2 separate regions of the Homo sapiens genome follow, and region 1 is linked to region 2. Evidence: read pairs that join two places in POLR2A ChIA-PET (ENCODE). Cell type or tissue: B cell. All regions are shown on one strand. Region 1 overlaps PRICKLE1 (prickle planar cell polarity protein 1). Region 2 overlaps PPHLN1 (periphilin 1).

Evidence for each region. Peaks named below come from ENCODE experiments on the same cell type or tissue, not always from the same donor. Only the 100,000 strongest peaks of a DNase experiment are listed, where the experiment ranks them.
Region 1: POLR2A ChIA-PET joins it to region 2 with 5 read pairs; 2 of 35 experiments call an interaction of 5 or more read pairs at or near these places.

Annotation. Positions count from the first base shown.
Region 1 is chr12:42,523,430-42,527,429 of GRCh38, forward strand. All of the region lies in intron 1 of PRICKLE1 (prickle planar cell polarity protein 1), which reads right to left. Among named protein-coding and RNA genes, the nearest start is that of PRICKLE1, 64 kb to the right of the region's middle. In B cell, no CTCF peak of the experiment used is centred here; no DNase peak of the experiment used is centred here.
Region 2 is chr12:42,373,327-42,377,326 of GRCh38, forward strand. It overlaps PPHLN1 (periphilin 1), which reads left to right. Exons shown (of 10, transcript NM_201439.2): 5 at 1,537-1,748. Among named protein-coding and RNA genes, the nearest start is that of PPHLN1, 49 kb to the left of the region's middle. In B cell, no CTCF peak of the experiment used is centred here; no DNase peak of the experiment used is centred here; H3K27ac peaks cover 530 bases.

The DNA of each region.
Region 1 (4,000 bases), 150 kb after region 2:
AGTTATGTCAACAAACTTTTTCACACTAGTGCATCTGTTTCCAAAGTTTGTGGTTTGAAAGAATAGACTGATATTAACTACTTCTCTTGAGTCTTCAAACGACCAAGAAAGGAAAGAAGGAAGACTGGTAGCAGCAATGAATTTTCACAGACATGCAAACTCAGTATTTCAGATGGCTTAACAGATGCACAGTTACAAATAAGAGCCATATGGGTGCATTAAAGGGTAAAAAATCTGGGTCACATTATACAGTACAGGTGGAAATGCAGCTATAAACACAGTCAGAACAGGTGATTTGGATACCTGTCACTTATATCTATATACAGACTTATCCAGTAAGACTCTCCTATCCCATACTTAAATGAAATTAAACCTTGTCAACCATAAAGTTCAGTATAAAGATCTTTGATGTCAAACACAGCATTCTGAAGCAAGGTTTTATTAGCTAGGTGTTTTGTAAATAACATTTATCTTCAAAGCACCAAACACAGTACACATTCCCAGGTAAATAGTAAGTGCTTAGGAACAACTGTGTTGAATTCATTTATGACCCTAAACATTCTTTCCTCTGAAATATTTGTTAACACTTTAATTGAACAGACCATGGCTTTACTGAGCTAATAAGGCACTTCCTATCTTTAAGCTAATTTTCTTTCCATTAAAATGGCCTGTGCAATACAGGTAATTTGAAACAGCAAGCACATGTACAAGCCAGCAGCTCTACAAAGTGTTGTTTTGTATACAATATTTGATTATAACAATCAAGGCTGTCTTGAAGCACTGCATATTATAGAAAAATAAAAGGACAGTAAGTCCAAGCATCTACATTTTAGCTATGTAATCTTGATTGTTTTTTCAGAATATTTTTCCTACTAATCCAATGGTAGATTTAAAGTTTTCCTGAAATAATCAAAGGACCTGAAATAATCAAAGGACCAAAATTAAACCACAGGGTAAAAATTGTTGGTAATAATCACTGTATTTTTATTTTATTTTATTTTTGAGATGAAGTCTCACTCTGTCACCCAGGCTGGAGTGCAGTGGCGCGATCTTGGCTCACTGCAACCACCACCCCCTGGGTTCAAGCGATTCTCCTGCCAGCCTCCTGAGTAGCTGGGATTACAGGTGCCTGCCACCGCACCCGGCTAATTTTTGTATTTTTAGTAGAGATGGGGGTTCACCATCTTGGCCAGGTTGGTCTTGAACTCCTGACCTCATGAACCACCAGCCTCGGCCTCCCAAAGTGCTGGGATTACAGGTGTAAGCCACCACACCCGGCAAATCACTGTTTAAATATTTACATTTATTTAAAAATCCCTGTATATCAGTTATGATTGTCTTTAGAATATTTGTTTTTTTGGAAGATAGTGAGGCATAGTGGTTAAGGACACGAATTCTGGAGTCATCCAGCCTTGGTGCCAGCTTTGCCACTTACTCGTTCTGACATCGTGAAATGTATAGTTGGTCTTTGTCCAGGTTTCCTGGCACACAACTCCTAAAATCCTTGGAATGTCCAACGTGATTTCACATGATTCCAACATGATAGTCTTTTTTGTATGCTAATGAGATGACTGCTAGCTGGCAGCCGCTGGGTAGCTTCAGCTTCTAGGCTGGTCACTGGAAAGACCAAGGCAGGATCAGAGAGTTAGAACTTTGAGCCACACTCCCCAGCCACTGGGGAAGGGGTTTCACCAACTTAGTAAATTTAATCAATCATACCTACATAATGATAAAAGCTCAAAAGGACTGGGTTCAGAGAGTTTCCCGATAGCTGAACACATGGAGGTTCCTGAAGGGCAGTAGAGCATCGAAGCTCCATTCTCCTTTGCAGGTGCCTTGCCCTGTGCATCTCTTCATCTTGATCCTTTGTGATATCCTTTATACAAATGTACTGATAAAAGTAAGTCAGTCTTTTCCTGAGTTCTGCGAGCCAGTACTAACAAATTAGTCAAACCCAAGGAGAGGGTCGAGGGAACCCCAATATAGAGCTGGTCAGTCAGAAGCACAGGTAAAACAACTTGGGGCTTGCTACTGGCCTTGAAAGTGGGGAAAGAAGTCCTGTGGGCCTGAGCCCTTAACCTATGGGATCTGCTGTTCTCTCCAGGTAGCAGGAGTGTCAGAATTGAATTGAATTCGAGGACAATTCTGCAGCTGGTGGCCACTGCAGAACTGATTGACTGGTTGTTGGCAGGGAGAAATTTCCACACACTTCCTGGTGACCAGAGGTCCCAGAAGTCTTCTGTATTGATTGTTGTGAGTGAGAGAATAGCAAAAGCAGCTTTGTTTGCTTTTTTTTTTTTTTCCCTACATCCTCAGACTAGTTATGTCATCTTTCTGTGCCTCCATTTCCTGTTCTCCAAAACTGAGGGAACAGAACCACCTACATCATAATGTTGTTGATGTAGGCAGTAAAAGTGATAATACATACAAAGCACCATGTTTGCCACATACTAAGTGTTGAAATAGATGTCATATGTCATTATGATCAATGGACCAAAATCCATTGCAAAAGACAAAGAGGAGATGAATGCCTCTTTCCAAGAAGGTAATATAGGGCATTTGAGCTGTCTTCTGTTGAAAACAGAATTAAGGGATCTTACGTGTTTGGAAACATGGAGCAGAGTGCTCTAGGATTACAAAATGCTAATGTATTCATTGTGAAGCTAAAGTGGCTGTATCTTAATGAAACCTCTGAAGTGGATTAAGCTCAGCCGGTAGAATGTGTAGGCAAAAACTCAGGCCAGAGGTGCATTCACGATTCATGGGTATTTCTTGGCACTTTTCTAGACCTTAGAGTAACAAAAATCTTTTTTCTTTTTTTTTTAAATGCTGTATTTGAAAAGCTTTACAACCTGGTAGGGGAGAGGGACAACTGTATGCTTGTATGCTGATGCAATAAGTTACAGAATGGAGGTATGAATGAGGTTTGAAGAAAATGCTGAGGAGTTGGCGGGGGCAGAGGTTGAGGTTTGTTTGGGGGAATTAAGAGAAACTTCACAGAGGACATCTGATCTGGAGCTGGAAAGTGAATAGTAATACACAGTGCAAAAAAGTGATGGAAGTGTCACTTAGGAGTGGGGAAGATGTACCCAGCAGCTTTTCTGCCTTGAGAGTGGTGAGAGGTTCTGTGTGGCTGAGAGTGCACATGGGGAAATTGGATAGAGAGTCCTGGAGGAGCCGACTGGGACCAGTTTGCAGAGGGCCTTGCATGTGAACACTGATGAGAAGTGGTACACATTTTAGCACAGTCAGGTCATGAGCAGAATTGCCTTTTGGAACAGTGACCATGGCCACTGTTCCCCCTTAAAAACACTCCTCTAAGCCAAAAAAAAAAAAAAAATGCTTAGAGGAGTGCTGAAAGAGGCTGAGGCAGAAAGATCAGTTAGAAAAATGTAAAATAATGATGACGACGATGATGATGATGATGTCTCTAGCATGGCAATAGGATGAAACAAGGGCTTAGATTCAAGGGAGAATTACCAGATGGAATCAAGAGACTATGTATGCTGCTTGAATGATATAGGGGTGACGGTGAGTGGGGCTTGTCCAAGGTGATGTGCCCAATGTCACACTGTGGACCAGCACTATCGCCACACATTCATATGACTAGAGCAGTTGATAAAGGAGAAGTGAAGAAGTCAGATGGTGTCAGTGGAAAAGGGTACAATTTAAGAGTGTGCTTTCTTTTTTTTTTTCCTCTTTTTTTTTTTTTTTTTTTTTTGGGACGGAGTCTCACTCTGTAGCCCCGGATGGAGTGCAGTGGCACAATCTCGGCTCACTGCAATCTCTGCCTCCCAGGTTCAAGTGATTCTCCTGTCTCAGCCTCCTGAGTAGCTGGGACTACAGGTGCGCTCCACCATACCTGGCTAATTTTTGTATTTTTAGTAGAGAAGGGGTTTTGCCATGTTGGCCAGGCTGGCCTTGAACTCCTAACCTCAAGTGATGTGCCTGCCTTGGCCTCTCAAAGTGCTGGGATTACAGGCATGAGCTACCATCCCCG
Region 2 (4,000 bases):
TTATTAGTGTTCTATACCAGTTCATTTACCATAAATGAATTTAAGCTATTTTCTGCTTTTTCCCAGGGAAACTTACTTGTGTCTGAAGGGACAATATATTTGGGGTATTAATCAGCTAGTGTTCAAATGAACTTTAGGACAACAGCCTGTTTATATCCTATGGACTGCCAATCAAGATGCTGAAATGATTTTCCAAGCACTTGAAATTGTATGCTATTGGTATGTCTCTTAGCACTCTTCTGTCTGAAATTTAGTATTCTTTAATGTTGCAGTACATTTGTTAAATCATGGATTAAAACCTGTTTGACTCTTAAGTGTTCTTTTATTAGAGGCTTAGTTGATGATGGTTTCATTTAGTAATTTTGATTTGGTTTGACATTTTAAAATGGTTTTGCTTTATAAGGTTTTACTACTAGGGCTTACTTGGTGCTTTGAGTTGATGGTATTTCTCAATAAAGAAATTTAATTTATAAAAGTAGAGGTGATTTATAAAAAGTAGTTATTTAGAGATGGGCAACAATCTATGTACTGAGGATGCACACTCAGCAAGAATTTAATAGGTATATAGCAGGGTTTCTCAGTGTTGGCATTATTTACATTTTGGACTGAAGAGTTTTTTGGTGTGTAGTGTTGGGGGGCATGTCCTGGGCACTGTAGGAAATTAGCAGCATTCCTGGTCCCTACCCATCAATGGTACTCTCCTCCCCAGTTATGATAATCAAAAATACCTCTAGACAATGCCACATTGTCCTGGGGGTGGGTGGGCAAATTGCATATACCTTGAAAACCAGTAGTTTCTATACTTAGAAGGGGATAATTGGCCATGAAATGTCTTACTTGGGAAATCTTTGGCATTTCTAAGTGTTTTTGAGAATGTGGTAGCTGTGTGGTGTATTGTTAATGGCAAAGAGAAATGGAAACTATATGACAGTATGTTTTTTACATTTTAGAATTTGTGCTTGCCTAAAATAAAATAACTTTTGCATTAGCCACCTGGTTCTGTTCCAAACTGAAAAAGGGTACATTCTAAATCATATTTCACTGATACTGTTTCATTTTGTTAGCTGACTTCAACAGTTAGGTAGTGATAGAAAAAGAGAACCAAGAGTACAAATTTTTTTTTCTTTATTTTTGAGACAGTCTCGCTCTGTTGCCCAGGCTGGAGTACAGTGGCGCGATCTGGGCTCACTGCAAGCTCCGCCTCCCAGGTTCACGCTGTTCTCCTGCCTCAGCCTCCCAAGAAGCTGGGGACTACAGGCACCTGCCACCACGCCCAGCTAATTTTTTTTTTTTTTTTTTTTGTATTTTTAGTAGAGATGGGGTTTCGCCGTGTTAGCCAGGATGGTCTCCATCTCCTGACCTCGTGATCTGCCCGTCTCGGCCTCCCAAAGTGCTGGGATTACAGGCGTGAGTCACCGCACCCGGCCCCAAGAGTACAATTTAAAGGGTAGCTTATAAGCAGAGCTTTTGCCATTGTGCTTGTATATAGAGGATAGAGTATAATTAACTTATTTTATGTTTTTTTTTTTTTCAAAGGGACATGAGAGATGGCTTTAGAAGAAAAAGTTTCTACTCTTCCCATTATGCGAGAGAGCGGTCTCCTTATAAAAGGGACAATACTTTTTTCAGAGAATCACCTGTTGGCCGAAAGGATTCTCCACACAGCAGATCTGGTTCCAGTGTCAGTAGCAGAAGCTACTCTCCAGAAAGGAGCAAATCATACTCTTTCCATCAGTCTCAACATAGAAGTATGTATTTTAAGACTTTATTTTTTTCTCTCACAGTCTCCTCTGATGAGAATGTACTGAGTCAGATTTCCTTCTAGGTGTAAGAGATTTATTTTTTAAACTTTTTATTTTGAAAAATTTCAAACTTACAGAAAAGATGGTAGAATAGTATAACAAACACCATACACACACATTTTTTTCAAACTATTTGAAGTGGCATTCTGCATGACACTTACCTTTAATTTCTTCAGCATGTAAAAGGTTTTTTTTTTTTTTTTTTCAGAGTCTCGCTCTGTCTCCCAGGCTGGAGTGTAGTGGCACGATCTTGTTTCACTGCAGTCTCCGCCTCCCGGATTCAAGTGATTCTCCTGCCCCAGCATCCTGAGTAGCTGGGAATACAGGTGTGCACCACCATGCCCGGCTAATTTTTGTGTTTTTAGTAGAGACGGGGTTTCACCATGTTGGTCAGGCTGGTCTCAAACTCCTGATCTCGTGATCCGCCCACCTCTGCCTCCCAAAGTGGTGGGATTACAGGTGTGAGCCACTGCTCCTGGCCAGCCTTGTAAAATTTAGAGTGAAAACCTCTCTTACTCTTTTCCAACCCCCAATTTTATTTTATTTTTATTTTTATTTTATTTTATTTTTATGTTTAATTTGTCATGCCTGAACCTACATGACATTCTGTACAATCTTAGCATGTCATGCTGGCTGAGTTGCTTAGTATGTGTTTGAATAAATTAATGACACAACTACTTTTCTAGAGAAAGCATTCTTATCTTTCTAGACTCTGCAGCCTGCAGTAGAGCTCGTTCACATAACAGTTCCTTGTGCCTTCTATGTGCAAGGCACTGTGTTAATATTATACAATGATGTCCCTGTCACTAGGGAACTAGAATATATGTTTATATTTCTCACCAGCTAATACCAACTTTATCAATATGTTTATATATAACTTTGATACAATAATTGATATGTCATAAATGAGTTGACATGAGCATGTCAAGGTGAGAAAAATTAATTCACACTCTGAGGATGTAAGAACATGTCATAAAGGAGATGACATTGGGCTCAGCCTTATTTCAGATTTCTACAAGTAAAGAATTGTCTTCTAGTTAGAAGGAATTATGAGCCAAGGTGCAGAAATCAGAAAAGTCCAGGATATTTCCTTTTCAACGTCCTTCTCATTAACTGTCTTTTTTTCAAATAATAAGAGTTTTAATTTAACAGCCTTTGCCTCTTACATGATGAAAGTGATGGAAAACCATTTGGAGTCATCAGATTGTCTTCCCTTGAAGCTGTTGCAAGATTCTTGAGTTTAGCAAACATTTATTGTCTACTCTTTGCAGAGATAGATAGAGTGGGGCTTCCCAAAAAACATATTTTTGGATACAGGTATATTAATGATGATGCAGGAGATAAGAAGGTTATTTTAAGGATTTAAAACAAACACAGGCTGGGCACAGCAGCTCATGCCTGTAATCCTTGCACTTTGGGAAGCCAAGGTGGAAAGATTACTCGAGCCCAGGAGTTTGAGACCAGCCTGGGCAAACATAGTGAGACCCCTGTCTCTCAAAAAAGAATTTAAAAATTAGCTGGGTATGGTGATGTATGCTTGTATTTTCAGCTACTCAGAAGGCTGAGGTAGGATTGCTTGAGCCCAGGAGGTTGAACCTGCAGTAAACTGTGATCACGCCACTGCACTCTAACCTGGGCAACAGAACGAGACTATGTCTCTAAAAATAAATAAATAAATAAGTAAATAAATAAGCCACTTCCATATATATATCTGATTGTCCAAAATGTGCTTGGGACAGTTCTGGGTAACTGAAAGTTTTATTGTGGAGATTAATGTTAACAAGTATACAAGTATTTTTTCTTTTGCTTCTATATACCCCATCCCTACCACATAAAAAAAACCTTAAGAAGATAAACAATCTGTAAGCCAAGCTTGTCCAACCCCCGTCCTGCAGGCCGCGTGCAGCCCAGGATGGGTTTGGATGCAACCTGACACAAGTTTGTAAACTTTCTTAAAACATGAGGCTTTTTTGCGATTTTTTTTTTTAAGCTTACCAGCTATTGTTACTGTTTGTGTCTTTTATGTGTGGCCCAAGATGATTCTTCTTCCAGCACACCCCAGGGAAGCCAAAAGATTGGACACCCCTACTCTAAGCACTAATGAATGCTCACATGCACAGACATATCCAAAATTAGCCAGATACCATCTAAGACCCTTAAAATTTTTTCTTTCTTTTTTTTTTTTTTTTTTTGTCTGA